Linked DNA regions of Homo sapiens: regions 2, 3 and 4 are each linked to region 1. A link is an interaction called in ENCODE POLR2A ChIA-PET data of the cell type or tissue named here. Cell type or tissue: MCF 10A. All regions are shown on one strand. Each heading gives the region's core, and the rest is flanking DNA. Links, peaks and the distances in the headings are about the cores only.

Region 1 (7,703 bases), core at 882-5,881:
CATATTGCATCATGGAATCAAAAACTCCCTGCAAACCTGCAGCCCCAGCCCTGTGCCAGGGAGAGGCAAACATGAGGCATTTTTCCCCATGTGGCTTTAGGGACTAGAGTGAAGGATGTCCCAAAAGGAGACAAGTCCCATAGGAAAGGCTGAGGAAACTGGGAAGAGAAGCTCTGGGAGCCCAGAGCACTGTCTGAAAGACTGGGTGGCCCTCCTGAGGGAGAGAACTGGGTTCGTATGCAGAGTGAATGAATGAATATGAGGCAGAATTTTCTAACACTTTTCTGGCAAATCTATTCCAAAGACAAAGTGACCTGAGAGGTAGCAAGCACCCTGTCACTCTAGCTGTGTGAACTGTACAGTTACTCTTTCTATTAATACAGTGGTTTGGAGAGGATTCAAGCGTTGGGTGGAAGATGTGTGTATTGGGGGTGGGGGATGGGAGGGTGAAGGCTATGGGAAAATGAGAAGAAATAATGTGTCATCAATTAGGATTAGATTTGACTGCAGGAAACAGAAGCCCAAAACAGTAATGGCTTATATAACATGGATACTTTTCTTTCTTACTTACGTCTTTCTCCCATGAAAGTCTGAGGATGAGTGATCCGGGCTGGTGTGGCAGCTCTTCTCTGCCTGATTGCAGGGGTAAGGGAGTGGGAGGGGGCTCATGGCTCCTGTCTTTCAAATCACATTCCCTATCGTGTGGCCTTCATCCTCATGGTCCAAAATGGTGGCCAGCATATCCACATTCCAGGGAGCAAGATGAAAGAAGGGACAGTGACAGAAGGATGAAGGGGCAAAGGTGGAAAAGGAAAAGGAAGATTCTCAGAAGCTGCCAGGGGTGTCGATGCTCTCATCTCATTGGCTAGACTTAGTCACATGGCCATGGCCAGTGGCAAAGGAGGACGGGAAATGTTGTCTTCATTCTGGGTGGCCGTGGTCGCAGCTACCAAGTCCATCTTTGTGGAAGGGGAGAACGGATGTTGAGGGACAATCAGCAGTCTCTTCCCTAGATGATATTCTTGATCTCTTTCCATTCTAAAAGTCAAGTCCATGCGTTTGTTGTTCTCAATTCTCTATCACTATAGCCAAGGTCTGAACACTTGCCGTTGGCCCAAAGCAGGGATCTGAGTGACATGGAATGGTGAGACAGGTGAGGGAGGGTAGGAGAGCTCAGAGAGATGCCGGATATTAGAGAAGGGCAGCCTCTCCATTCTTCTTGCTGACTAAGCATCTTCCCAGTGTTTGGAAGTCTGTCCCTGGGAACATGTGAGCTGAGCAACCTGAAAAATTGCCTTCCCTTGGGGCAAAAGGTGTTCTGTCCTTGGCTTTCAAAGCTGGGCAAGTTGTGAAATGGGTACTTGAAGGATGTTTCCAAATTTGTACAAAAATGGAGGTGAAGCTATTGTTCACTGTGTCAGGAAGGGCCCTGGATTTAACTGCTTCTGTGAAGGGATTCATTCTGGAATTCAGAATCAGGAAAACGCTTATCTCCAGCTGAGCTCATATGACTTTCTTAGTCTGCCGACACATCAGATAGTGCAGTGGCCCTCTGTTGTGTTTGTTTCTTAGCATTATGCCTTTCACCTCCTTTTGGTAACATCACCTGCTTTTCTTCTGTGCAACCCATCCCCTCCCCACCTCAGCTTTCAGTCCATGTGGTTCCGATGGGGCTGATTCCATCCACTCTTCTCCTCCAGGGGGTGAGCACAATGCTCAGGCCTGTCTAATTGGAGTCATGGTGATGAATCTGGATTTGTTCATGGTTCAGTTTGGGCCATTAAGAGACAGCCCTGGGACTTTTGCTAACTTAAGTGGTGGGGCGGTGGGGAGGGGTGAGGGGAAACACATCTTTTCCAGTGTGGGTGCTAAGCTGATAAGATGTAAATCTGGAGTTGCTGGTGGCTATTTTTGCACCTTATAGAAAGAGTTTTCCTGGGAATGAGGGAATAAAATCAATACACAGGACAGCAGAGCAGAGAATGGAGAGTGTGACACATTACCAGTGACATTACTGGGCCCCTGGAACCAGCCATGCCTGAAGCTGTTATACCCCTGAATTTCTTTCTTTTTTTTTTTTTTTGTTGAGATGGAGTTTCACTCTTGTTGCCCAGGCTGGAGTGCAATGGCTCCATCTCAGCTCACTGCAACATCTGCCTCCCGGGTTCAAGTGATTCTCCTGCCTCAGCCTCCCTAGTGGCTGGGATTACAGGTGCGTGCCACCACACCCGGCTAATTTTTTATTTTTAATAGGGACAGGGTTTCTCCATGTTCGTCAGGCTGGTCTCAAACTCCCGACCTCAGGTGATCCACCCACCTCAGCCTCCCAAAGTGCTGGGATTACAGGCATGAGCCACCGCACCCAGCCTACTTCTGAATTTCATAGTATATGAGTCAATGTTCTTTTTTGCATAAGCTGGTTTAAACTGAGTTTCCATCACATACAAATGAAATTATCCCCAATAATACATTAACTAAAACATAATTCTGCCAGGAAATGGAAATAAGAATTTTGTGATTAAGAATGCTAAGTCTGGCCGGGCGCAGTAGCTCACACCTGTAATCCTAGCACTTTCGGAGGCCAAGGCCAGTAGATTGCTTGAGGCCAGGAGTTCAAGACCAGTCTGGCCAACATGGTGAAACTCCTTCTCTAACTAAAAATACAAAAATTAGCTGGACATGGTGTCACTTGCCGGTAATCCCAGCTACTCAGGAGGCTGAGGCATGAGAATTGTTTGAACCTGGAGGCTGCAGTGAGCTGAGATCCTGCCACTGCATTCCAGCCTGGGTAACAGAGCAAGACTCTGTCTCCAAAAAAAAAAACAAAAAATAAAAAAAGGGCTGAGTCATCTCAGCCCGATGATATATCTGCTGTTCTGCTTCTTCTATAGACAACATGTTGGGAGTCTAATGAGCTTGGACACCGTGGCAGAGTGTCTGTGAAATGGTTGCCAACGATTCAACCCTGTGCGTGTGTGCTGTCTCCCAGTGGGAGGTGAAGTCCATTCCCCCTCCCCTTAAATCATGACTCATAGCTTGTTTTATGACCTGCTTTGACCAGTAGAGTGTGGCTTATGTGATGGTGTGCTAGTTCCAGGCTGAGGCCTTACGAGACCTAGAGCCTTGTGCTTTTACTCCCTTAGAGCTCTGAGCTGCCATGTAAACAAGTCCAGCTACCCTGTGGGAAAGATTATGAGGCCACGGGAGAGTTGAGGCCTGGGCAGACACCGATGTTTCAGCCACCATAGTGAAGGCATGACATGTGAGGGAAGTTATCTCGAACATTGCAACCCCAGCCAACACCATGCATAGCAGAAGAATGGCCCAGGTGAGCTCAGCCAACCCGTGTGTGGGATATGATGAGGTTTCCCTTGAAATAATCTGCTCAATCTTTTATTCTTTAATTCATAGTATCCCCCCACTCCTTCTCCTCCTTCTTCCCCTTTTTCCCTGTTGCCTTTTTTAGATGCTCAGGCACACCTCAGTACCAGGCGTTATCCGTTCCAGCTCACATTCCTTTCCTTATTTGGAAAGGGGACTAACTTTCTAGCTCATTACAGACACCCCTTCCCCTTCTTTTTTACTTTCTTTTACGTGCCCACCCTATCTAAAAAAAAAAAAAAAACCAACGTTTAGCCAACCAAGATTAGTTTAGATTGTAAGACCCGACCCTGGCCAATGGGGAAAGGGTACAAAGGCAGGACTTGCGTCAAGAATAAAAGCTCTCGTGACCTTTGTTCAAGTGTGATCTCAAGGCAACTAGCCGAGAAGGCACTCCCCTGCGCAGAAGTAAAATTGCTTTGCTGAGAATCCTTTGTTCGAGTGTACAATTTCCTTAGGATTTTGAGCGTTATTCTTAACACGTGGAAATCATGAGAAATAATAAATTGATATTTTAGGCCAAGTAATTCCAGCACATCGGGAGGCTGAGGTGGGAGGATTGCTCGAGCCCAGGAGTTTGAAGCCAGACTAGGCAACATAGTGAGACCTTTCTCTACAAAAAGTAAATAAGCCAGGTATGGTGGTGCATGCCTATGATCCCAGCTACTTGGGAGTCTGAGGTGGGAGGATTACTTGAACCCAGGAGGCTGAGGCTGCAGTGAACTGTGATTGTGCCACTGCACTCCAGCGTGGGTGACAGAGCAAGACCCTGTCTCAAAAAAAAAAAAAAAAAAGCTATTTTAAGCCATTAGATTTTGGGTTGGTTTGTGTTGCGGCAAACCAAATGTTACTGCATTAGCTGACTGAAACACCCACTTGAGCAATTTTGGAATATCAGGATGTGTCACTGTATTAGTTGGTTCTTGCAGAGCTGTAAAGAAATACCTGAGACTGGGTAATTTATAAAGAAAAAGAGGTTTAATTGGCTCACGGTTCTGCAGGCTGTACAGGAAGCATGATGCTGGCATCTGTTCAGCTTCTGGGGAGGCCTCAGGAAACTTACAATCATGGCAGAAGGGGAAGGGGAAGCCAGCACGTCTTACATGGCAGGAACAGGAGCAAGAGAGAGAGGGGAGGTGCTGCATACTCTTGAACAACCCAATCTCGTGAGAACTCACTTACTCTCATGAGAACAGCACCAAGGGGGATAGTGCTAAACCTTGCATGAGAAATCTCCGTGCATGATCCAATCACCTCCCACCAGGCCCCACCTCTGACACTGGGGGTTAGATTTGGGTGGGGACACAGATCCAAACCATATCATCACTCCCTGGGTGTCTTATCTGAATAAGGCCCTCACTGAGAAACTGTGCTGGGCTGTGTTGGGACTGAGGGTCAGATGGGTAGAGCATCAAGACTAGGACTCTGGAACAATGAGACAAGGAACTCTGCTTCAGCACTGGAGGGTCCTGGGTTGCTGGGAGTTCATCTCGAGGAAAGACAGAGGTAGAGCCAAGATGTTTGCTTGGCAGCCTGACCGATGTCGGGGAACACCATTTGTGAGGCAGTCATTTGAACTGCCTTCAGCCCAGCCCCCTTTCAGGCAGCTGAAGGGAGACCAGAGACTGGTGCCCTAACCCCCCAAGCAGTGGTGGGCATGGTGGCAGGGGAGAAGCCCTCTCACAGCCCGCCTTGGGACAAGTAGAGAGGCCCACAAGGGCTGAAGTGCCGTTGACAGAGGCCAGGAAAAGGTGGCCTGGGGCAGGGGCTCTGAAATCACAGACCACTGAGTACTTCTGGGCTTAGAAGGCCCTGGGCCAGGAGAAACCGGGGTTAAGATTTTAACGTCTCTACCCTCCTCTGTTTTTCTTTTTCATTATCCTGCTTCAATTGGGCTTTGCCTTTCTAAACCATCTGAAATCCTTTTCAGAAGTGGGTGGGAGGCACATCAGATGCCTGAGAGCTGGGATTATCCCTGGAACCCCGGCAGGAGGCAGCGGAGCTGACAGTGCCCCCTCGGACTGCACCCGACCCACTCCAGGAAGGCCTCGAGTGTGAGTGCATGAGTGTGTGTGTGTGTGTGCGAGCATATGGAGGGGTGTGTGTGTGACTGTGTGAACATATGTAAGTGTGTGTACACGAACACTTGTAAGAGCTGTGTGAAAAATGAATGTGTGTTAGTGTATGAGAGTATGAGTGTGTGAGTGTTGTGTGTATACATAAGTGTGGGCGAGTGTTCGCGAGTGTGCAAGCTGTGTGGAAATGGGTGAGCTCTGGTTTGTATGAGTGTGTTGGTGTGAAAGGGTATGACTGTGAGCATGAATGTGTATATGTCTGTGTTAGCATGTGAGTGTGAGTGTATCTGAGTGTGTGAGTTTGGGGTGATTTGTGTGAAACGTGTTAGCATGAGTGTGCATGAGAGTGTGCATGTGTGAGAATGAGAACATGAGCGTGTGTCTGAATGTGAGTGCTAGTCTGTCCTCCTCATGGCACCACGGTGATCTTTAGAAAACGTACTGGTATCGTTCACTACCTAGTGGAAGGCGCTGCAGGGTGCCCACTGCTCCTAGGACCAGCCCATGCCCCTGGTGGCGGGGACTTGCCGTGGCTGATGGGGCTTCTCCTCCCCAGCCTTCCTCAGTCCTCAGTACCCTCCTTCCATTCCCCAGAGCTGGCCACAGCTGGTTGAAAGCAGCCCCAGGACAACTCTTCCTGGGGGGCAGTGCACAGGCCAGGGTGTCAGGGCCGGATGCTCTGGGACTGGAGAGTGCGGGGGTGTCGGCCGCCCAGGGGTCCAGGACAAAGAGAATGCTAATGTGCCAGAGGTACCTCTGAAACTTTGTCCTGACAACAGTGAGGCTGAAAAATCCCCAGGCCTTGGCCTTGGCCTTCCACGACTGCCAAGGTCACAGGCTCCCTTTCACTGGGATTCAGCCTGGGAGGCTGGAGACGCGCTCTCTGCTGCCCTCTTCTGGGCACCTGCCGCCTTGCGGATGCAGAGGGAAGCCAAGCCCACTGGCCCTGCAGAGCAGCTTCTAGTTTTGTGCGTGGGCACAGGGCTGCAGACGAGCCAGGCTGGGTGCTTCCCAAGGCTAAGGATAGGGGTTCACTGATGCTTGATGCTTATTGCAGGTCTGACACTTGGTAGATGCCCCCACAAAGGGAAAATGAACACACGGATTGGTTGAGGTGGTAATCAGAGGGGAAACTGAGCCCCAGAGAAGGCAACTTTGAGTTTGTTCCACAGGCGGGACTGGAACCAGGCCCTCTGGGTCCCCAGGGCTTGCCCAGCTGTGGCGTCATTGGGGCGTGAGTCCTGGCCTTTTCCTGCTTGCTATGAGCAGAATTTCCCAGGTGACTGGGCTGCCCCAGGAGAAATTGGAGGCCCTCCTGTTGGGGCAACTGGGTCAGGCTGGGCAGCGAGGGGCTGGAACCCAGCCTCCCTCAGCTGGTGCCCAGGCTCGCCCTGCCAGATTGTGCTGAGTTGGCCCACGCCTGGGCGGAAGATGACACGGACGCAGACACGCCCGGGAGCCGGAGGGTAGGGGGGTGCCCCAGATCCTCCTCTGGGCCTACCCCCTCTGCCACGCCATCATTACCCCCCAACAGAGGAGGATGTCAAGGTTCATAGAGGCTGGCGTTGCCCAAAGCCGCAGCCCCGGCATGTCCAAGCCTCTCTCCCTGCATCCCAGAACTTGCCAGTGAGTCCTGCTTCCTTCCTCCAGCTGCACAGGAGCTCCTCCGTGCCCTGCGCTGAGATGCGACCCCTTGAGTCTCATCCCGGGGCTCCCAAACAACAGCTGGCCTCATCTCTTCTGGTCACTCCATGTAGAAAAACGGAAGACACAGACACGCAGAAAGAAAACAAAATCACCTGAGACGCCCCTGCAGTGATCAGCCGCACCCCCAGATAAGCTTGTTAGCCCTGCCCTTGGTTGAGTTTAAATGGATTCTTCCCCTGCTACTGACTCCAGGACCGAATCCCCTCCCTAACGTCTCTGTGTGGCCTCCCCGAGTCCACCTTCAACCCTGTCTGAGCCAAGACGCCCCCATCCTGGCCTCACAGGCCCAGTGCCTGACCCTCTTAAGCTTCCCCTTCTCCCACCACACCGTCCTCAACGATGGCTCAGGAAGCGGGTGGGCCGCAGGGACCGAGATCCCACTTCTACATGAGACGACTTGGTCAGCGACCCCTGCTCTAAGACCTTCCGTGGCTCCCAGGCCAACAGGAGAAGGTTCAGATAGCTCAGTCTGGCATTCAAGGTCTCACCTCACATGGACCCCTCCACCCTGGTGGCCTCCAGGAATGGTCTGCCTCTTTC
Region 2 (7,703 bases), core at 1,326-6,325, 71 kb before region 1:
AGCGCTGTCTTTGTGAACTCTAAATAATTGAGATACTGAAATACTTAAGAAATGTGTTGATTTTCATTTACTACTTAACTCAATTATCTCTCCCTTCTTTTTTTTCCAGATGATCAGTAGAATTGAATATGTGCATACAAAGAATTTTATACACAGAGACATTAAACCAGATAACTTCCTAATGGGTATTGGGCGTCACTGTAATAAGGTTAGTCAAATGCTCTTTGCATGAAAGAACAAAGAGTAAAGTTTCGACAAGAATTGCTTTGGTAAACTTTTCAATCTTTTAAAAAGCCATAGTAAGTTGAATTTGCTGTTGACAGTTGCTTTAAAAGATTGTGCTATGAGGATAATCAGCTAACTCCATTAACTTAGTAACTTGAAATAAATTATCTTCAACTTACCCAACCGAGGTTAGTTACCTATATGGAAATATAAAATTCTAAGGGCTGTATAATGAACTGTAGTTGTCTAAGTTATTTAACTGTTGAACAGTTGTATCTATTTTTCATTCACAAAAATAGCAAAAACCCCCATATTCTTTTCTTCCTGAATGCTTAAAACCAGATTTTAACCTTTGGCTCTGAAGTGTGGGTTTTTATAATATATGTGCTTGTGCCAGTGTGGGAACACTGACTTATCTGTCACCATGGTGTTAACATTTGCTGACTGAGCATGGTTGATAATGAGAATTCTTCAGTCCTTGAATTTGTGTATTTAAAAGGGTAACTTTTGGGCCTGCTTCAAAAGTAGTTGACAGTTTTTTACTTGGGTGCCAAATTGGGTGAGTTCTCCACCCCTCCCTCTCCCTTTAAAGGAAAATGTAGACAAGTGAAATGAACATTCATACAACAAAACTAGTGTTCATTTGGGGTCTCTGAGAGTGGTTCAACTTATGGGGTGATTGGGTTTTAGCTAGTGGCGCATGATTGCAGTTAGAAACTAATTGTGTTGACTTTTTTTCTGTAATGATTAGTCTTACTGAGTGAATTGCTTTCTTTATCGATACTATGTTGAGCTCGGGCAGACAGGCAGCATTGGCAATGCACTAAGCATGTTGTGATCTGATGATCTATCTGATAGAAATTCTCAACTTCAGGACAACTTGGGGGCTTTTTTTGTTTTTTTGTGGCTTTTTTGTTTTGTTTTTGGAAGGAAGATGCCCATTTGTTTTACTAAACTATTAGGAAATGTTTGGTGTTTTTAGGTCTAGCTATAAATGTTTACCTTTGTTTGCCTGTATGAATGCCAACTGGGAGACATTACCATTAGAATTGGTGTTATTTGTCAATGTGAGATACTGATGTTGGTCTGATTAGGTTTTAGGAAATTAAATTTTTTTGTTGAGCTTTAAATAATGAAAGGTGTTTAAATATACACATAACTTATCTTGTCATTCCCAAGTTGCATTAAAAAATATTTTATAGCTTTTCTCTGAAGTATCCAGGTTTTTATTACTGTAAAGCCTGGTAATTCAATTGAAAAAAAAATTACTGTTCTTAAGTTTTGGGGCAGTTTTGTCCATTTGACTCCAATCTTCTTGGCCATTTCCCAGCCCTCTCCTTCCTGTTTTCTTACCCCCTAAAAACCCATTATCACCATGTGATTCCTATTCTGCATCGTTGACATTGCAGTACGTGGTTTTTGCCTTAAATTTAAATGATGACCTAGATATCACTTTGCCTTCCCCCCCTCCCCCACAACCCCCTTAAGAATAGCTTGTTAATCGCATAGTTGTCTTAAGGAAGTGTAAGTTATCTAGTGGTGAAAACCTTTTTAGGAGGTTTAGGTCTCCTTTTCTCCTTGAGATATTAAAAATAATTTTGTGGAGCTGCTTGCTGCTTAACACTGTTTTAGAGAGGCCATGGGGAAGAAGCAAAGTGTTTTACTCAACTAAGATTCAAATGCTAAATGTTGCTCTTGAACATTTTAGATTAGTGTTTTGTTTATGTAGTTGATTTTTAGTGTTTTCTGTATTGTAGTTTGAAAAATGCCAGTTGTATGAGACTGGATTCTTTGGTCAGCTTGTTCCAGTAGTTTTCTATTCATGGGGAAAAAAAGGTTTTGGGGGGCTTTTGAGGACAATTTTTAAAGTTAAATTTCTTATTTGGAAAATTGTTCTGAATTTGATATTTAGGAGTGGCCACTCCAATCTTAGTGAATTTGCTCATCTCTTCCAGTAATCAGCCCTGCATGCTTACGAAAATAAATTTTAAGGTGACTAAATGCCTTCTACCTCTTCCTTACTGAAGATTTTTTTCCCCCGTACAATATTTTTTTGGGGGGGAAGGGCAGATTGTGGTACCAAAGATTGCAGATCTAAATTCCCCATTTTTGATTAAAAATATAAAAGAGCCAAATGTCACCATTGCTATCCCTGTTTCAGGCAGTGACACAAAATAGTGGCATTAAAAACCTGAGTAATTTCCAGAATTCAAATGTTCTTGAGCATGTGATTCTTATTTGGAAAACTGAGAAGCTACAGTGCTTGGTGGAAGAAGGATGGCATTTGGCTACCCTGTTCTTTCTCTAATGCCTCGGTGTTGCCTGTCTGCGCCGGCCATTGTTGCAATGTAAGCAATACTGTTTGATGCACTGCCACCCTCTATTGTCTGTTTAGTGTTTAGAATCTCCAGTGGGGAAGAGGAAAAGAAGCATGACTGTTAGTACTTCTCAGGACCCATCTTTCTCAGGATTAAACCAGGTCTGAAACTGTCTCCTATTCCAACCTCAATCCCAAATTCATGTGCTTTTCTTTTTTATTGTTTTATTTTGATGATTTTTGTTTTGTTTTAATTCTGGAGAATGTAGATCTTGCTCAAGCACCTCTTACGTTGGCATTATTCAGACATACTTGGCAAACATAACATTACTAAGATATTTCTTTGTGGCTTTTGCTTAAAACTTATAAAGTTTAGAAAAAAGCTAAATGAAAATAGGATATTATGTTTAGCTCTCTAACATACATATGAGGAAATGATGTTGGTCTAGTACTGAAATTGTTTACCTAATAGTAAACTTGAGATAGATCGTTAGTTTTTAAAAATTTATTTGGAGTTACACAACTTAATGCACGAAATATATTTAAATTCAGTTCATTAGTGCTGTATAATGAATATATTCTACCTCACCTCTCTTCCCCTTCCCTAAGGAACTTCAGGTAAGTGTAGATCAGATTTCAGATCTAGTGTTTCTAGAACTTATTTCCTCAGTCTGTATTCTCAACTTCTAGCAAATGGATATTTACAGAGCATTATAGGCTCTGGAACTAGAAGATACTGCATTCTTAACAATATAACAATAACATAGCTTAAGCACTTATCAAGTTATATGGTAGATTACCATTAGTAATACATTGAAATATATTAAATTTAGTTTTTGGCAGGCTGGATAAACACCCTACTAATTTTCTAAATTTGTAAGTAGAACTCTTCATATTTTGTTACACTTTTGTTGAAGTTAAATAGCTTTTTTATCACAAAATTTAAGTTCATAAATGTTCATGCTCCTGAGCAAATGAATCTTAATCATTCAGTTTAGTATACAGTGAAGAGGAAGTATTGGCATGAATAATCAAAAAACAAAAAACATGCTTTGTAATACCTTAAATTATCCACATGTATCATCTGGATAATCATTTAACCCTTTTCCATACTGCCCAGCTTTATTCCAGGAACCACCTCCAGCTATTAAAAAAGGTTTCAGAAATTCAGAGTTATTTTTATTCAGGCAAAGAAGTACCAAGTATTGTGACTAGTTAGATAAGGGGTGGGGGGAAGACAGTAGATGGTGGATCATTAGGCATATTATAAGAATAAAACTAGTTTTATAGTGCCTCATTTTTACTTACCCATTCACATATTTTGCTTACATTTCGTAGCATCATTTAATAATTTACAAAGAAAGTTGTATTACATTGTTTAGATTTTGTACATACAGGTTAGCTAGGTTTTTAGTAAAGTGACCTTGTGAATGTTTTAGAAGGGCAAGGGAAATTATGACCCCTGGTTAGGAAAAAAAAAAAAATGCTGCAAGTACTAAACACTAAGATTAGCCACAGTGATTTTGAAGAAAATGTGCCTCTATTGAATGGAATTATGGAATTATCCCCCTACTTTTTTTGGTTTTTGGTTTTATTTTTTGTTTTTTTTGGGGGGTTTTTTTGTTTTGTTTTGAGACGGGGTTTCACTCTGTTGCCCAGGCAGGAGTGTAGAGTGCAGTGGTGCGATCTTGGCCCACTGCAACTTCCACCTCCCAGGTTCAAGCAATTCTGTCTCAGCCTCCCGAATAGCTGGGATTACAGGTATGCGCCACCATGCCCGGCTAATTTTTGTATTTTTAGTGGAGATGGGGTTTTACCATGTTGGCCAGACTGGTCTTGAACTCCTGACCTCAAGTGATCCACCTGCCTTGGCCTCCCAAAATGCTGGCGTTATAGGCATGAGCCACTGCACCTGGTCAAATTATCCCCTATTTATCAACTCAGTTCCCTGTGCCTTTGAAGAATAGGCTGCATTGTTTAAAATGGGCGCAGATTTTACTCATAACATGTAGTTAGTAAAAATCCACAGAAAAGGAGCTTGATTCACTGAAGGAAGTGCCTGTGTCTTTGCACATAAAAGCCTATAGTAAAAATGCATTATCTTACGCTTATTTGATACTGACTTTTCCTCATTTGGTTCTGCCTTTACATATTTACAGCTTTTTGGTTGTATCTTTGGCATCATGTGGTTTCATGTAAACATTTCCATTATATGTTTATATTTATTAGTTTTAAACAGCAAAGCATACAGAGAGAGCTACTAAAGAAGCTTGATAGGTACCCGAAGGTAATGAACCACCAATAGTTTTATTTCCTTTTTTAATTTCAAGTAGTTTTCCTTTCAGTTGTTTACTGAGAATAGGCTATCTTTGTTCAGTACTAACATTTTTTTCCTGATGTATTTTCAGTTTTTATAAGAGGAGAACATTTCAAATTATTTGCTCTTTAGATTTTTGTTTTTAGATTGAGATGTTTAAGAAGATCGTGTTTACATATTTGTAGTTTACTTGATAAATAAGGTTTCCTCCTTTAGCGTTGTGGGAGGAAAGAACTCTCCAGCGAACACTGAATTTTTATAAAGCAGTCTTTTGGTTGTGAGAAAGTGTCTGGTTATTGAGTCACAAATGAAGCTATTGAATGTAGATTTAGACATGAATGAAACTGTTAGACATACTCATGTCAGAGCTCTTCCCTTTTGTCCTTCATTTTAAAGTACCAAAGGAAGCAATCCTAGAAAATGTGAACTGGAGGAAATTCTATGTACTAATCACTCTTCATTCAATGTCTACATATTTCTTAGAGATATTTTTTAAATACCATGAAGCTGAATGTCCTTTTGTGTTTATTTTCCCCATGTTTTCTTTTCACTATGAATCTGCAGAACTTAATCATCACTTTTGTTTTGCTTAACAAATGTATTTTGCTCATTTTAATATTTGTGTACTGATCTGGTTTTCATATCAAGAGAAACTTAAAGTATAAGCTTTATTTCTTAGTGTTTTACAACACAAATTTTCCTGTAATGACTTGATTGCTTAGGAAGGGAGTTTAATCTTTTTACTTTGAGAGTCTTCATCATCCAGTTAACATTTACTAATAATTTAATCTTCATTCTTTTATAGTAGACTAAGTAAAAATCAGTATCTCGTTGACATGGTGACTGAAGCTCAACTGTCAGTGTCTTTACTGTCCAAAGTATAATTGAGAATAGGTTATAATGCTTGGCTGAAATAGATGTTACTCATGCTCCTAGGAGAGGTACTGGTCAGATCTTTATAACCTAAATCAGTAACTTGCTTTATTTATTGACATGAAATCTGCAGGTTAGGTGATCAAGTTTCCCAGCACATCACAAATTATAAACTGGCAAAAGGGACCCAGTAGTCTAATGGAGAGAAGAACTACAAAATTTAGGAGTAACTAGAGAACAACAGACTAGGGCTATATAGTGTAAGGGCACATAGACCTGCCTAGCTTAATATTTGTAGATTAACTTTTATTAAAATATAGCATAATAGGTGATTTTATGACAAAAGCCAAAATTTTAAGTAAAGATTATTTCTTTTCATATGGTAGGTAAATATGAATATGTTTTGGATTTCTTTTTCATAAAAATAGTTATTTACTTATAAAAGGCTTAAGTTCTGGAGTGTAAACTTGAATTACATACAACAATTAGCTACATTATAAATGAATACCTTATTCCCTGAGTACCATATAGACATGATAACACTAAACGTTATTTTGTTCTAAACACTAGTTTTTGTTTTTAGTTAGCTCACTTAAACTGCTAATTGTAAGCCACCTTGATTTAAATGCTAAGCGCTTTTTGGGGGGATTTTTATATCAACTTGTTAAATTTTCCAGAAGTTTAACCTGACCCATTTGTATAATGTCAGTGCTAAGTAGTATTTTTTATTAATAAAAAGTCTTGGTTTCATTGGCAATGTCAGACTTTTAGGGTAGATAACAAGTATTCTGTTGGCACATTTAAGAATGGCCTTTGTAGGAGGGAAGAGTTCAGATAGTTTATATCTGGATTTTTTTTTTTTTTTTAAGAAAGAGTTTTGCTCTGTCACCCAGGCTGGAGTGCAGTGACGCGGTCTTGGCTCACTGCAACCTCTGCCTCCCGGGTTCAAGCGATTCTCCTGCCTCAGCCTCTTGTGTAGCTGGGACTACAGGCATGTGCCACCATGCCCGGCTATTTTTGTATTTTTTGTAGAGGTGGGACTTTGCCATGTTTGGTCAGGCTGGTCTTGAACTCCTGACCTCAAGTTATCCGCCTGCCTCAGCCTCCCAAAGTGCTGGGATTATAGGCGTGAGCTACCGCGCTCGGCCATTATATCTAGATTTTGAAACCTCATGTTTGTTTACCAGTAGTAACAGGTGTACAGACTATCAGGTGTCATTATGACAGATAGCACACTTGTTGCTTCTGCTGTCAAGCATGTATACATTTCTTTCTTTATAAAGACAGGTTCCTGAGTATGTAATGAAATGGGCCTGTGAAATCTGCAAACGACAAGGATAAACTACTAGACTTTTTTTTTTTAACTTGATTTATTGATGAAGACTAGTAAAAGCTTATGGGGGGGTGTTAAGTCTGTTCATTATCTGTTCTATTAATACTTAGGATACTTTATTTTGATATATTTGAATGCATAGAATAGATACCATTTAATGAATAAGACGCAGTTTAATTGAACAAGGTTGGAAACCTAATGTTTCTGTATTTCTCTTTTAAAGTTATTCCTTATTGATTTTGGTTTGGCCAAAAAGTACAGAGACAACAGGACAAGGCAACACATACCATACAGAGAAGATAAAAACCTCACTGGCACTGCCCGATATGCTAGCATCAATGCACATCTTGGTATTGAGCAGAGGTAAGTTCGAAAATGGAATGTGCTTATCATAGCCATAGCAGAAGCCATCAATGGGTTTTTGAAATATTTTAGTTTCTTACAATGTCTAAGGATGTTTCTTGGCTGAGGATTTGAAGGATGCTTATTAATCATTTTACCTGCTGCTTTAACCAGTGTAGAGAAGACCGTTAAATGAGGTCTTCTGGATTTTTTGTTGTTGTTGAAGGTTGTCTCTTGGGGGGAAAATACTGCGTGATAGAAAGTTAGAAGCATAAGTGCAATGTTGACGTTTCTTT
Region 3 (7,703 bases), core at 1,173-6,172, 100 kb before region 1:
ATAGGTAAGAATGGTACTTACTGTTTACTGGAGCCTCTTCTTTAAGACGGAGTTTTCGCTCTTGTGGTCCAGGCTGGAGTGCAATGAATGGCACGATCTTGGCTCACTGCAACCTCTGCCTCCCGGGTTCAAGTGATTCTCGTGCCTCAGCCTCCTGAGTAGCTGGGATTACAGGCGCCCGCCACCACGCCTAGCTAATTTTTGTATTTTAGTTTCACCACGTTGGCCAGGCTGGGCTCGAACTCCTGACCTCAGGTGATCTGCCTGCCTCGGCCTCCCAAAGTGCTGGGATTACAGGCATGAGCCACTGTGCCCGGCTTTTTTTTCTTTTGAAACGGAGCCTTACTCTGTTGCCCAGGCTAGAGTGCAGTGGCGCAACCTTGGCTAACTGCAGCCTCCGCCTCCCAGGTTCAAGTGATCCTCCTGCCTCAGCCTCCCAAGTAGCTGGAATTGCAGAGCTGCACTACTACGCCTGGCTAATTTTTGTATTTTTAGTAGAGCTGAGGTTTTGCCGTGTTGGCCAGGCTGGTCTCCACCTCCTGACCTCAGGTGATCCACCTGCCTCAGCCTCCCAAAGTGCTGGGATTATAGGCGTGAGCCACCGGGCCCAGCCTGTTAGCCCCTTTTTCTATTCCAGTTTGTATTTTTCATGTCTTGAATTAAGGACTGGGTTGCATAGTCTTTACATGGAAACAACTCAAATAAAACTGTCCTTAAAAAGAGTTCCAGCCAGGCGTGGTGGCTCACGCCTGTAATCCAAGCACTTTGGGAGGCCAAGGCAGGCAGGTTACTTTAAGTCAGGAGTTCAACACCAGCCTGGCCAACGTGGTGAAACCTCGTCTCTACTAAAAATACAAAAATTAGCTGAGCATGGTGGCACGTGCCTGTAATCCCAGCTACTCGGGAGGCTGAAGCAGGAGAATAGCTTGAACCCGGGAGTCGGAGGTTGCAGTAAGCTGAGATGGCGCCACTGCACTCCAGCCTGGTGACAGAGCGAGACGCCATCTCAAAAAAACACAAAAAAACACAACAAAAAAAAAAACAAAGTTCCAATGCTGATTTACAGTTTTAATGGAGAATTGAGTGATAAAATGTGCTATTGGTTGTAAATGAGCAAGTAAATCATTTGGAAGAAAGTTGCAAATTTATCTTATGAGGTGAAGATTAAATCTGAGATGATATAGATTTGAAGTTTTTAAATCATTCTTGCCTTTAAAAAAAAAACCTACTATGTGGGAAAATAAGGCCCCTCACCCCTGATTTGCTTTCCATTACTATAGTTTTTCCTAGAATTTCATATAAATGGAATCATACGATATGAGGTCATTTGTGTCTGGCACTTTTCACTTAACATAATGTTTTTGAGATTCATCTATGTTGGGAGATTTTATAAATTTCACAAATCAGGTTAAATTTAATGTATTTGAAATCAGTTTCAAAAAGCATTAAGCATTGTCATTTTTCAGTGCTAAACCCAAGTACAGTACATGTCCTTTTATCTGGTAGCTTTTATTTAAGACCTGATACAGACCCATAAGGGCAATGAGTAATGTACTGAATAAGCACATGAATAAATTAACTTCTGAGCAGAATTATAGTAATAGGTGCCTATTATAAGGTGGTGAGTGCAGAGAGAGTTATGGTAGTTATAAGCTGTCTGTGGGTGAGGCTAAACAGATTAACCTGACTTTCAAGTTAAGGCTTCCTGAGAGATGGGATTTCAGGATCTGGCTCTAAGGAAGAAAGCTTGGTGAACTGGTTTGGTAAGGCATCCAAGAATAGAGTGTGGCTTCTGGGTGTAGTCTCTAAAGGAGAACACAGTAATTGGATGAGAGTGTGGAAAGGGTAAATTTGCTTTAGGAGTGGTAGGGTCAGGTACATGGAAACAAAAGTGGTTCATTGGTTTTAAAGTGAAATGTAAAAAAAAAACTGTTTCCACTGAAGCAAAAAGGATAAAGATTTATGTAAACATTCTTTATTTGGGTAGCAGCATCTTCCCATCCCCCTCAGTTTGTTCCCCACTATTTCTGTATCACCTATACATGGTACATACTTAATAAATATTTACTCGGAAAGTATTGAATTAAGTTGACTATTTAGTGTTAGCTAGATAAAAGTTATGTGTTATCTATTGTTTTAGAAGTATTGTCACTAATTTAAAAAATTTAGATTTTGCTGCCTTTATCCTTCATATACAAATTTGTTCAATCCCTTCCCTATGTTTTCTGTTACAAAATTCCCTATAGGATTTGCTTTTTTTTTTTTTGACATGGAGTCTCACTCTGTTACCAGGCTGGAGTGCAGTGGTACAGTCTTGGCTCACTGCAGCCTCCACCTCCTGGGTTCAAGCAATTCTCCTGCCTTAGCCTCCTGAGTAGCTGGGACTACAGGCACGTGCTGCCACGCCCAGCTAATTTTTGTATTTTTAATAGAGATGGGGCTTTACCATTTTGGCCAGGATGGTCTCCATCTCTTGACCTCGTGATCTGCTCGCCTCGGCCTCTCAAAGTGCTTGGATTACAGGCATGAGCCACCGCACCCAGCCAGGATTTTCTTTAAGATACTTTGGTATATCTTACAACAGAGACTGAAAATTACCTGGCCTGCGTAGATGACCTGCTGAATCAGGTCCTTCCTGTGTAATTTGAGAGACCTATTGTTAAGAAGCATAGCATCCTGAGTAAAGAGCAAGGATAAGCCGGGCGCCATGGCTCACGCCTGTAATCCCAGCACTTTGGGAGGCCGAGGTGGGCAGATTGCCTGAGCCCAGGAGTTGGAGACCAGCCTGGGTAGTAGAGACAGGTGAAACCCTGTCTCTACTAAAATACAAAAAAAAAAAAAATTAGCCTGGTGTGGTGGCGTGCGCCTGTAGTGCCAGCTACTCAGGAGGCTGAGGCAGGAGAATTGCTTGAACATGGGAGGCGGAGGTTGCAGTGAGCCAAGATCGTGCCACTGCACTCCAGCCTGGGCGACAGAATGAGGCTCCGTATCAAAAAAAAAAAAGCAAGGATAAGAGAATGGCATCCATTTTCTTGATATTTTAAGAAATGAAGCTTCCGGTTCTAGGCACTTGGAGAGCCGCGGCTTAAGGTACAGACATGGCCAAGTCCACGAACCACACCACACACAACCAGTCCTGAAAATGGCACAGAAATGGTGGGCTCCAGGTTCCTGAGGAACATGCACTTTGCCAAGAAGCACAAGAAGGGCCTAAAGAAGATGCAGGCCAACAATGCCAAGGCAATGAGTGCACTTGCTGAGGCTAGCAGGGCCCTCGTAAAGCCCAAGGAGGTTAAGCCCAAGATCCCAAAGGGTGTCAGCTGCGAACTCGATTGACTTGCCTACATTGTCCACCCCAAGCTTGGGAAGTGTGCTTGTGTCCGCATTGCCAAGGGGCTCAGACTGTGTGGGCCAAAGGCCAAGGATCAACCAAGGCCCAGGCTGCAGCTCCAGCTTCAGTTCCAGCTCAGGCTCCTCCCAAAGGCTCTCAGGCCCCTACAAAGGCTTCGGAGTAGGTATCTCTGTCTGCCAACGTGAGGACAGAAGGACTGATGCAACCCCCCTGGGCTGCCGTCTTTATGGGGCTGGGGTCCTCCTGTGCTATTAGTACAAATAAACCTGAGGCAGGGGAAAAAAAAAGAAAGAAAATTCTTGGACCTTGTCAATTAATATGTGAGAGCTCACTTAAAATTACAGTTGACCCTTGAACAGTGCTGGGGTTAGGGGCACTGAACCCCAGCCCACTCCCACTGTGCCCCACAGTCAGGAATCCAAGTGTAACTTTTTTTTTTTTTTTGAGATGGAGTCTTGCTCTGTCACCCAGGCTGGAGTGCAATGGTGTGATCTTGGCTCACTGCAACCTCTGCCTCCCAGGTTCATGGGATTACAGGCGCGCCGCCACACCCAGCTAATTTTTGTATTTTTAGTAGAGACGGGGTTTCACAGTGATGGCCAGGCTAGTCTCAAACTCCTGACCTCAGATGATCCACCCACCTCGGCCCGCCAAAGTGCTGGGATTACAGGCATGGACCACTGCACCTGGCCCCAAGTATAACTTGACTCCCCAAAAGCTTAACTACTACTAGCCTACTGTTCACTGGAAGCTTCACCAATAACATGATTGGTCAATAACTATATATATATATATATATATATATATAAAGCTCTTTACCCTCATCATCCTCACTTTGGGCTGAGGAGGAAGAAGAGGGGTTGATCTTGTTTGGGTAGCAGAGGCAGAAAAAAACCTGTGTACAAGTGGACCTGTGCATTTCAAGCCCCTTTTGTTCAAGGGTCAGCTGTATTGAGTTTCTGTTAAAACCTTTTTTTGTGTGTTCCATTCTAAATTGAATTAAGTTCTCCAAAGGAACAATTTAAAAATTTTTTTAAATTTTTTTTATATAGATGGGCTCTTGCTATATTGCCCAGACTGGTCTTGCATTCCTGAGCTCAAGTACTTCTCCTGCCTCAGCCTCCCAAAGCGCTGGGATTATAGGCATCAGCCACCGTGCAATGACCCAAGAAACAACTATGACATACCGAAAAATTCTTTATCTAGATAGGTTTTGGAGGTTTGAGCTGTAGATCTGCCATGTGATATTGACTGGGTCATCTACAGTCAGTCAGTTCCTTAATGTGTGTAAGCCCATCTGTTTCCTCATTTAGAACATAAAAAAAGGATTGTTCTAATGGGAAGGAGAGTGCTGAATAGAAAGATTTAGGGCTGCCTACCCTTCTTTTGCCAGCTAAATACTCATTTCCATTTGCCTTTGCATACTGAGCTTTTGGGTAGGGTTTTGTTTGAACAAGGGTTCCCTACTTAAAAGTGTCACTGGCCTCATTGATCCTAAGGACTTTTAGTCCTGGAATTTTAAGACCTATTTTCAAAGGATAGTAGCTAGAAAAAAAGCATTCCAGCAGTTTGATATTGTGTCTACTACTTGCCTTCCTTTCTTGTTTTTCCTATTTTTCTTTCATCTTTTATTATTTTTATTTTTAGCGGCAGGTTCTTGCTCTGTCACCCGGGCGGAGTGCAGTGGCTATTCAGAAGTATGATAATAGCACACTACAGCCTCAAACTCCTGGACTCAAATGATCCTCCTGCCTCTTAGCCTCCTGAGTAGCTAGGACTGCAGATGAATACCACCTCTCCCAGCTGCCTAGTGTGTTTTAATCACTATTTTTGCCCTCTGTGTCTGAAGGTCAAATGTTTTAGAACGTATTTATAAAGCACTAGTTAATCCTTACTCTTCACTTTTAAAAGCAGCTTAATCTTATCTTTGGCACTGAGCATATATCCTGTGAATAACATAATGGCTGTTATCAGAGAATAAAGATGACGCTGCATTGGATATGTCTTCATTAAGATATATTACAGTGTCCATGCTTAGCTTGGACTAAAAAAAAAAAACCAGAAAAACGTACGTCACAGATCACGAGAAATGTGCTTTTTAACTTGAAGGGAAACTGAATTCATGGTATACTAGAGCTGCTTTATACTGGCTTATGAGATAATGTAATAATGCTAGGTAGCATTTTAAGCTGGACAAAATGTTAGAGATGTATATAGCCCTATTCCTACTAATACAAATTAGACTGTTGAATCTCAGGGGAGTTACTGGAGTGTCCTAACTTCCAGTTCTTCTGAGAATCATTATCACCCTTATGTCAAGGTCAAATCATGCCCTCTCACACACTCCACATCGTTTCATTTGATACTGGAGAGCCATCCTGTACTTCTTCACTTGTTGGCATTTTGCCTCATAGACAAGCTGAAGAGCTCTTACATAAATATAAGTAACCTATTTGTATTTAATTAGATGCTTACGATTCAGGGTGTTCTTATTCTCCCTTTTGAATCTGTGGATTGCAGGATAAAAACTTGCTGGAAATTATTAATTTGTGGCCAGGCGCAGTGGTTCACACCTGTAATCCCAGCACTTTGGGAGGCCAAGACGGGCGGATCACCTGAGGTCAGGAGTTCGAAACCAGGCTGGCCAACATGGTGAAACCCCATCTCTACTGAAATACAAAAATTAGCCAAGCATGGTGGTGTGTGCCTGTAGTCCCAGCTACTTGGGAGGCTGAGTCAGGAGAATTGCTTGAGCCCGGGAGGCAGAGGTTGCAGTGAGCTGAGATCATGCCACTGCACTCCAGCCTGGGTGACAGAGCGAGCCTCTGTCTCAAAAAAAAAAAAAAAAAAAAATATATATATATATATATATACATATATATATATATATATATATATATATATACATATATATATATATATATATATATATATATATATATATATATATATAAATTTGTATCTCATTTCGGAGTAAATGCTTGAACCCATGTAAAGTATGTGGGTTATTCCTTGGCTTTAGTCAGTGGTCCCCAGCCTTTTTGGCACCAGGGACAGGTTTCGTGGAAGACAGTTTTTCCACAGACTGGAGCAAGTAGGGGGTGGGGTGGGGGTGGGAATGATTTTGAGATGATTCAAGTGCATTACATTTATTGTGCACTTTATTTCTATTATTATTACATTGTAACATATAATGAAATAATTATACAACTCACCTTGATGTAGAATCAATGGGAGCCCTGGGCTTGCTTTCCTGCAACTACCTGCTTCCATCTGGGGGTCATGGGAGACAGTAACAGATCGTCAGGCATTAGATTCTCATAAGGAATGCACAACCTAGATCCCTCTGATGTGCAGTTCACAGCAGGGTTTGCGTTCCTATGAGAATCTAATTCTGTTGATCTGACAGGAGGCTGAGCTCAGGCGGTAATGCCAGCTTTGGGGAGTGGCTGTAAATACAGATGAAGCTTCACTTCGCTTCTATACTGGATACCGGTCAGTGGCCCAGGGATCAAGGATCCTTGGCTTTAGTCATTTCTGGACCTAGATCTTTTTTTTTTTTTTTTTTTTTTTTTGAGATGCAGTCTTTCTCTGTTGCCCAGGCTGGGATGCAATGGCGTGATCTTGACTCACTGCAACCTCCACTTCCCAGGTTCAAGTGATTCTCCTGCCTCAGCCTCCTGAGTAGCTAGGACTACAGGCATATACCACCATGCCTGGCTAATTTTTTTTAGTAGAGATGAGGTTTCACCATATTGGTCAGGCTGGTCTCGAACTCCTGACCTCAAGTGATCCACCTGCCTCGGCCTCCCAAAGTGCTGGGATTACAGGCGTGAGCCACCGCACCTGGCTAGATCATTTTGTTTTAAAGTATATTTAAGCTGTACCTAAAATATCATTAAGTCTTGGTTTTCTCATGATCTGTCACTGTTCACCAGGGATTTTTGCTGTCAAGAATGAGTGTCTTCATAACTTTCATCATTTAACTTGGTGTTCAGTGTATGCACACAGGTAAAATGATGCTTTATTGTGTTACTGTTTTTGTTTCTAATTTCAATCTCAGATGGCTCTTAAAATTTTGGTTGACTGGCCGGGTGTGGTAGCTCATGCCACACCTGTAATCCCAGCACTTTGGGAGGCCAAGGCGGGCGGATCACTTGAAATCAGGAGTTTGACACCAGCCTGGCCAACATGGTGAAATCCTGTCTCTACTAAAAATACAAAAATTAGCTGGCCATGGTGGCAGGTGCCTGCAATCCCAGCTACTCGGGAGGCTGAGACAGGAGAATTGCTTGATCCCAGGAGACGGAGGTTGCAGTGAGCTGAGATCACGCCACTGCACTCTGGCCTG
Region 4 (7,703 bases), core at 961-5,960, 120 kb after region 1:
CAGAGGTTAGGTCCCACTGCTAATGGTGGCAGAGCCGAGGTTAAACCCATGTCTCCATGTCTCTCTGACTCCAGGGTCCATGCTGTGCAATACTGCTCTAGCTGGGCCAAGGCCATAGTTCAACCTCTTAGGGAAAGTTTTACTTTTTTTTTTGTGCGCTATACAGAGGCGCACACAGCTTTATATAAGTCGGTGCAGAATAATTCCTGCAGTTTATGGATAATTGGGGGTCTTGTCTAGCCAGCTGCTGCAGGGATTGCAGTGGTCACCCAGTGACCCATGCAAAAATCTGTTCCTGACACAACTACCTGCAGTTCAAGCCTGATCATAAATACAGCATGGAGGGCCTTCTGGCTTTCATTGTTACTGATGAGAAGTCAGCTGTTAATGTTACTGGGGTTCTCTTATACATGATGACCTGATTTTCTCTTCTGCCTTCAAGATTTTTTCCTTGTCTTTGGTATTAGCATTTTTACCATGATGTCTCTTTTGTAGATCTCCTTGCCTTTATCTTACTTGGATTTCACTGAGCTTCGTGGATGTATAGATTAATGTTTTTCAATAAATTTGGCAAGTTTCAGCCATTATTTGAATATTTTTTATGCTCATCTGTCTGTCTCTCTCTCTCTTCTCCTTCTAGTACTCCCTCTACACATATGTTTGTGCACTTAATGGTGTTCCACAATCCTCTGAGGCTCTGTCATTTTTCTTCATTCTTTTTTTCTCTTTGTTCTTGGTTTGCATAATCTCTATTTTTCTGTCATCAAGTTCACTGATTCTTCTACCAGGCCAAATTTACTGTTGTGCCCATTGAGTGAGTTTTTCGTTTCAGTTATTGTACTTTTCAGCCTCATGATTTTTATTTGGTTCTTCTTTTTATAATTTCTATCTTTCTATTGGAGGCCCCATCAATATATTATCAATAATATATTCCATATGACTATACTATATAGTATAGTATAATATAGTAAGCATATAGCTATATTCCATATAACTGTAGTGTAGTTCCATATACGTATACTGTAGTGTACAGTCTAGTGTAGTGTAGTACTCAGTATAGTCTATTTCCTCCTGCAGTATGAAGCCAATTTCTCTAGAACAATGAGAAATACATTTCTGTTGTTTATAAGTTACCCAGCTTATGGAAGTTTGTTATAGCAGGAGGAATGAGCTATTATCAATAATATATTGATAGAGACTACCAATAATATAGGCTATCAATAATACAGACTATCTGTTAATACACTGTCATCTTCTGTTCCTTTATTTCTTTAAGCATGGTTTCCTTAAGTTCTTTAAATATATTTATAATGGCTGCTTTGAAATCTTTGTTAAATTCTACATTTGGGCCCTCTCTCAGGCAGTTTCTGTTGCTTGATTTTTTTCCTTCTGTATGGGTCACATTTTCCTGCTTCTTCATGTGTGTCATAAATTTTTGTTGAAAACTGGTCATTTTCGAGAATATATTGTAGTATCTTTTGATATGCATCCCCCCAACCGGGTTGTTGGGTTGTTATTTTCTTATTTGTTTAGTGACTTGTCTGAACTATTTTATTGTAGTCTACTTCCTCTTGAAGTATGAAGCCACTGATGTTGCTCCTCAGAGGCCATAGCCTTGGCATGTGTACAGTCACTCTGGGGTGACAGCGTATTAGCAGGGATTTCTGACTCTTTTCCTAATCTCCTGTTAAGCAGTCGGCCTCTGTTGCTATTACACCCAGCTCTACTAATTGTCAGGTGTTTGCTCTATTGATTTTGACAATGCATCAATTACTCCACAGCCTGATCCAATTAAATTCAGCCCCTTTACAGGATAGTTCTGGAGGCCCATCTTTGAGATTTGTTCTAACCCTAGGAGGGCTCTTTTTATTTTAAAAAATTTCTTTTTAAATATATATATATTTTTCTTTCTTTTTTTTTTTTTTTTTATTTTTGGCGACAGGGTCTCACTCTGTCGCCCAGGCTGGAGTGCAGTGGCACCATCAGGGCTCACTGCAACCTCTGCCTCTTGGGTTCAAGCGATTCTTGTGCCTCAGCCTCCCGAGTAGCTGGGATTACAGGTGCCCGCCACCATGCCTGGCTAATTTTTGTATTTTTAGTAAAGACAGGCTTTTGCCATGTTGGCTAGGCTTGTCTTGAACTCCTGGCCTCAAGTGATCCACCTGCCTCAGCCTCCCAAAGTGTTGGGATGACAAGGGTGAGCCATCACGCCCGGCTGAGGGCAATTTTAGCTGTCTCTTTCTGTGGTTCTCTCTGATAAACTAGCCTGTGGTTTAGTTTATTGTTCTCATAACCACCAAATCTCCATTGTTTTTGAGAGCACCCTTTGGTTTACACTTTCCCACACTCTGTTCCAACTAAAGTCAGTTCTTTCGAGGAAGAGCTTTGGAGTTCTCTGTTCTTATGGCCTGCCTTTCCCCACTCGGCAAAATCTCTGAGTCACTGCTCTGGATCCAGGGGTGGGAACAATGGCCTGTGCTGTGGTTTGAATGTTCGTACCCTCCAAAACTCATAATGAAATTTAACTGCAATTGTAACAGTATGAAAAGATGGGACTTTGAGAGGTGATTTAGGCCATGAGGGCTTTGCCTTCATGGATGGGATTAATGCCATTAAAAGAGAGCAAATTCAACCCCCTTTTGCCTCTTTGCCCTTCCATTTTCTGCCATGTGATGATGCAGCAAGAAGGCCCTTGCTAGATGTCAACACCTTGATCTTGGATTTTCCAGCCTCCAGACTAGGAGCTAATAATTTCTGTTCATTATAAATTACTCAGTCTCTGTTATTCTGTTATAGCAGCACAAAACAAATTAAGAGCCTGTTTCTCTTGGAGTGACATTCCTGTTATGAGCAGGGTGCTGGGTGGGGGCAGTAACCTCTGGTCTACTCTGCTTGCCTCTCCCAGCATGGAACCTCTGCCTTACAAGTGAGCTAGGATGAGGGCAATCAGGGCCCCAGTATTCTTGGCTTACCCTACCTGGGGCAAAGCCTTTGCTCTATCATCTGGGTAGAGGAAGGGAGCTTCCTACCTCTTGGCTGCAATCACCTAGAATTTAGCCTCTACAGCATGGAGCTGGGTATGACAAAAAATACTGGCAGCCTGCCCTTCCTGGGGAGATACTGTAGCCCTTGACTGGCAGCTGGGGGAAGAAGGAGCCCTGTTTTCTTGTCCAGACATGCCTGGAGTGAAGATTCTTTCAAACTGAGTTGGGGAATAAAGGGGTAGGTTGTGGCTCAAATGCCACAAACTCTCACTGTTCTTACTAAGATTTAGCAAATTTTCTAGAGTAAATGTTTCTTCATTTGCCCTTAGGAAAATTTCCAGACTTTAAGTAATTGTTTGTTTTAATAAATTTCACCAGCTACTGCTGTTTTGCTAGGGAGTGGGTCCATGCAGCTTCTCACGCCACCATTTTTCTCAGCAATCATCTACTTGGCCTCCATGATTCTTGCTTCCTGATATTCATGCCCTTTTATAGTCCCCTCCCACACTAAACAGTGCTGACCTGTGTAACCATTAGGATATTGGAGAATGACAGAGTGTAACTTCTAACCATAGGTCATAAAAGACCTTGCAGCATCAGCCTTGCTGTTCCTTCTTGGGTTGCTTGCTCTGGGGGAAGCCAGCTGTCACATCACAAGGATAAGCAACTCTATGAAGAAATCCCCATGGCAAAGAACTGAGGCCTCCTTCCAACAACCAGCACAAACTTGCCAGGCATGCAGTGAGCCATCTTAGAAGTGGATCCTTCAGCCTGTCAAGCCTTTAGGTGACTTCAGATGACCGGCCAACGTCTTGAGATCTCATGAGAGACCCCAAGCCAGAACTATCTATCCAAGCCATTTGGAGATTCTTGACCCACAGAAACCGTGTGACATAACACATGTTCCTGCTTATTGTTTAGAGGAGCTAAATTTTGGGTAATTTCTTATGTAGCAATAGGCAATTAATACATGATCGTGGGCAAAATCCTTTGGCTATAGACTAGATGTTTACATCCCCCAAAATTCATATGTTGAAACCTAATCCCCTTCGAGATGGCACTTGGAGGTGGGGCCTTTGGTAGGTGATTAGGTCACGAGGGTGGAGCCCTCATGGGTAGGATTAGTGCCCTTAGGAAAGAGACCCCAGGGAGCAAAAAGATGGTCATCACCAGGAAACAGGCCCTCACCAGACACCAAATTGGCTGCCACCTTGATCTCAGACTTCCCAGCCTCCAGAACAATGAGAAATAAATTTCTGTTATTTATAAGTTCCCCAGCTTATGGGATTTTGTTATAGCAGGAGAAATGGACTAAGATATCTTCCCTTTTATTTTCTTCAGTTTCTTCATCTAAAAAACAACCTTGTTGGAATTCATCAGTAGTTTTCCACTGTGGTTTCCCACTGCCCTTCAAGGAAGCTTATGACCCCACAGTGATGGCTAACAGGAAAAGTGGAGGCCAAGTGGGCCTCAACCAGAGTAGCTCCACTTTTATTTTTCTTTTATAAACTGGGCTTTCATATAAGATTTGATTTGAAGAAAGGGTCTGCTTTTTTGTGTGTGTTTGTTAGTTTTTTGTTGTTGTCGTTGACATTCGGTGATTTCTTTAATCTTACATGCTTTTTTCAGTTTAGATTTCCATTTTAAAATGGGCATTTCACAAGGCCCTGCATTTCCAGTGCCTCTGAGAGTAGAGTGCAAAGTTACACAACAACCTTCTGATTGTTCAGAGAGGAAACTCAGGCCCAGAGAGGGGAAAGGACTTTTCCCAGAGGTACACAGTAATTCAGTAGTCAAGGGAGGAATGAGGAATGGAATACAGATTTCCTGACCCTCAGAAGGGATGATCTATACAAATGAAATGGAGCTATAATACAGAAAAGTATTTTTTAAAAATAGGTATTAAAAAATAAAAGTAGATTTTCAAAAAGCACAGAACAGAACTTGACTCTGTTGAGATGCAGGGGGAAGAAATGTAAAGGAACAAAGAAAAAACTTTTGGAACATGCTGTCCCACAGGAAGCTGGCTTGTTCATAAAGATAAATCACACAGAAGCACAGATTACTGTTGGAAGTAAAAGAGAATTTACAACAGAGTTGCCTGGTGTACTTAGTCATTATTGTGCAGTGTGGTAATCAGGCAATTCACTGAGCTCCTGGGGGGTGCTAGGCAGAGCTAGGGTGGGACACCAAGGTGAGCTGTGGCTTTCATGGGAGCTGGCTCCAGGGTATTTGGATAGGTTCAGTTCTCCACTTACTACCCCAGTTCAGAAATCACAAATTGTTAGCCTCTGAAACAGATACAGCTTGTCATCAATCTCTCTCTCTCTATTTGGCCTCATTTGGTGCTAAATTAAAAAAAAATAGTTGCTGATATTAAAAAATAAGTAGACTTCACCTAAATTCTAGATTTCTGGCCTCTTTTAAGTAATTGGCAAATCTGGTGTTAGGGGCCTGGTACTGCTGCATAGGGATCATCTGCTGGAGCTGAGCAGCAGCCTCCCCTATAGTTGGGACCTGAGAAAACTGGGTACCGGTTTCCTACAGTACCTCCCCACCCCCCAACTCCCTGTCATTTTCCCTCTGAGGCCACATGCTAGCTGCCCTTTATCATTGTGCTTGCTCTGTGATTTTTCTTACGGTAGAGTATTTTCTTGCATCTCACTTTGCTCATTTATTTACCCACCAGGGAAACTGATTTTGAGATCCCTCCTATAGACTGCTTCCTTTCCTTCCTCCCTAGTCAGCAGGGGAGGCCCACACACAACTCACTGGAGGCGTGGCGTTTGACTTTGACCTGCGGGTCCACACGATGGGACTTCTCACTGCAGGAGGAGGCGTGACGCTTCACCTGGGCCCCTGTGGGGCGCTCGGGCTCCTCGTCCTGGTGGGAGATGGAGGAAGACAGTCAAGTTCAGGCAGGCGCAGACTCATCAATGCAGGGTGTATTGCGGTCTTTGCTCAGTATGGAGTCTTCTTGCTCTGAGATCTTGGTCTTACATTTTTAGACTTGCATAGCACTCAAAAATCATAAAGCACTTTTGCTAGCAGTATATCATTTGAACCTCATACCTTTCTGCTGGGGGGCAGCAGAAGGCAACCCTAAACTGCAGCACCTGCTGAGAGGAAAATTAGAAAGTCTCAAAAGACTGTGGGTGGCTATATTTGATTTATCATCGATACTTTTGTCTTTAGAACATTTGGAAGTATCCTGATTTTCTGAATTGCCTCAAAAAGAAAACAGTCTTCCCTCAAGAAGAAAAGTCCTGGATGAGATGAGCCAGTGATAGAAGTGACATAACTTAATAGATTAACTATACATTTGTGCATGAAGAATATTAAGAATACTAAAAATCCAGTGAAAGCTTAGGAAACCATGAGTTAAATATGATAATAATGTAATATAATAATGATGTTGTCAACAACAGTACTATCTACTTCTCTGTATAGGACCTTCCAATGTCTAGGCACTGTCCTAATTTCTTTTTTTGAGTGCAGCGGTGTGATGATGGCTGACTGCAGCCTCAACCTCCTGGACTCAAGTGATCCTCCCACCTCAGCCTCCCGAGTAGTTGGGACAACAGATGTGCATCACCATGCCCAGCTAATTTTTGTAGAGACAGGGTTTTGCCATGTTGGCCAGGCTGGTCTCAAACTCCTGGGCTTAAGTGATCCACCCACCTCAGCTTCCTATAAGTGCTAGGATTATAGGTGTGAGCCACTGCGCCCAGCCTAAACGTTGTTTTTTTTTTTTTTTTTTTTTTTTTGAGACAGAGTCTCGCTCTGTTGCCCAGGCTGGAGTTCAGTGGCATAATCTTGGCTCACTTCCACCTCCTTGGTTCAAGCGATCCTCCTGCCTCAGCCTCTCGAGTAGCTAGGACCATAGGCACATGCCACTGTGCCTGGCTAATTTTTGTAGTTTTTAAGTAGAGACGAGGTTTCACCATGTTGGCCAGGCTGGACTTGAGCTCCTGGCCTCAAGTGATCCACCCACCTCAGCCTCCCAAAGTACTGGGATTATAGGCATGAGCCACGGCACCCAGACCCCGCCTAAACTTTTTTACATAAAGTATTATTTAATTCTTGCAGTTATCCAAGAAGGTAGGTTTTATCATATCCTTTTGGAGTCAGGAAGTGAAGACCAGCAGCCCTGAGTCTGACTCAAACTTCACATCCTTAAGTGCTAAGCTGTCTTGCCACTAAACTCTGCAACTGAGAAAAACCTCAAGCTGCATCCACAGGTTTATCTGAGTCTGAAGAAAGACCATATGAACAGAAGGATGACTGGACAAATTTCTAGAAAAGAGAGTCCTAGAGGTGAAAACTCAGTGTGTCATGCAGCACTGTCCAAGACAGAGGTCCTGTCTGCAGACACATCTGTTGTCCTCGGCAGCTTAATTGCCTCTCTCTCCTGCTAACTGTGAGGCCTGACCCACCCACCAGCGTCTGATTGGAATGTGGCTCTCCTCTTGCTTTCTGAGGGAGGAGACAGCACAGGGCATGCTGCCAGGAGCATTCCAGGTCATGTGATGGCTACACAGGCCTCACTGTAAATCAGTAAGCTGGTATCTCCCTGGCTTAGCAAGCAAAACATGGAGACTGGCCTGGGAGCTGAAGCTCCCAGATCACAAAGTCACCAGGTGAAGGCTTGCGGGGTGGTCCCAGAGTCAGGACCTGCCCCAGACACCACGGAATCAGCAGGATAAGTTCACAGAGTGG

The links. Peaks named below come from ENCODE experiments on the same cell type or tissue, not always from the same donor. Only the 100,000 strongest peaks of a DNase experiment are listed, where the experiment ranks them.
Region 2: POLR2A ChIA-PET joins it to region 1 with 13 read pairs; 12 of 35 experiments call an interaction of 5 or more read pairs at or near these places.
Region 3: POLR2A ChIA-PET joins it to region 1 with 12 read pairs; 26 of 35 experiments call an interaction of 5 or more read pairs at or near these places.
Region 4: POLR2A ChIA-PET joins it to region 1 with 10 read pairs; 5 of 35 experiments call an interaction of 5 or more read pairs at or near these places.

The regions. Positions count from the first base shown.
Region 1 is chr5:149,441,354-149,449,056 of GRCh38, reverse strand. No RefSeq gene overlaps it. Among named protein-coding and RNA genes, the nearest start is that of MIR145, 15 kb to the right of the region's middle. RefSeq lists enhancers at 2,917-3,211, 2,922-3,686, 6,228-7,045, 7,046-7,703. In MCF 10A, for the core only: no CTCF peak of the experiment used is centred there; DNase peaks (open chromatin) are centred at 1,306 and 2,996.
Region 2 is chr5:149,512,795-149,520,497 of GRCh38, reverse strand. CSNK1A1 (casein kinase 1 alpha 1) reads left to right here. Exons shown (of 10, transcript NM_001892.6): 4 at 110-208; 5 at 7,289-7,428. Among named protein-coding and RNA genes, the nearest start is that of CSNK1A1, 35 kb to the left of the region's middle. RefSeq lists a cis regulatory region at 6,824 and an enhancer at 6,740-6,909. In MCF 10A, for the core only: no CTCF peak of the experiment used is centred there; no DNase peak of the experiment used is centred there.
Region 3 is chr5:149,541,195-149,548,897 of GRCh38, reverse strand. The region is part of intron 2 of CSNK1A1 (casein kinase 1 alpha 1); the gene reads left to right. It also overlaps the pseudogene RPL29P14. Among named protein-coding and RNA genes, the nearest start is that of CSNK1A1, 6.4 kb to the left of the region's middle. RefSeq lists enhancers at 331-866, 3,096-4,005. In MCF 10A, for the core only: no CTCF peak of the experiment used is centred there; no DNase peak of the experiment used is centred there.
Region 4 is chr5:149,320,771-149,328,473 of GRCh38, reverse strand. AFAP1L1 (actin filament associated protein 1 like 1) reads right to left here. Exons shown (of 19, transcript NM_152406.4): 15 at 5,757-5,868. LOC124901103 (a long non-coding RNA gene) reads left to right here. Exons shown (of 2, transcript XR_007058989.1): 2 at 3,560-4,253. Among named protein-coding and RNA genes, the nearest start is that of GRPEL2, 21 kb to the left of the region's middle. RefSeq lists enhancers at 5,308-5,833, 5,834-6,360. In MCF 10A, for the core only: no CTCF peak of the experiment used is centred there; a DNase peak (open chromatin) is centred at 3,123.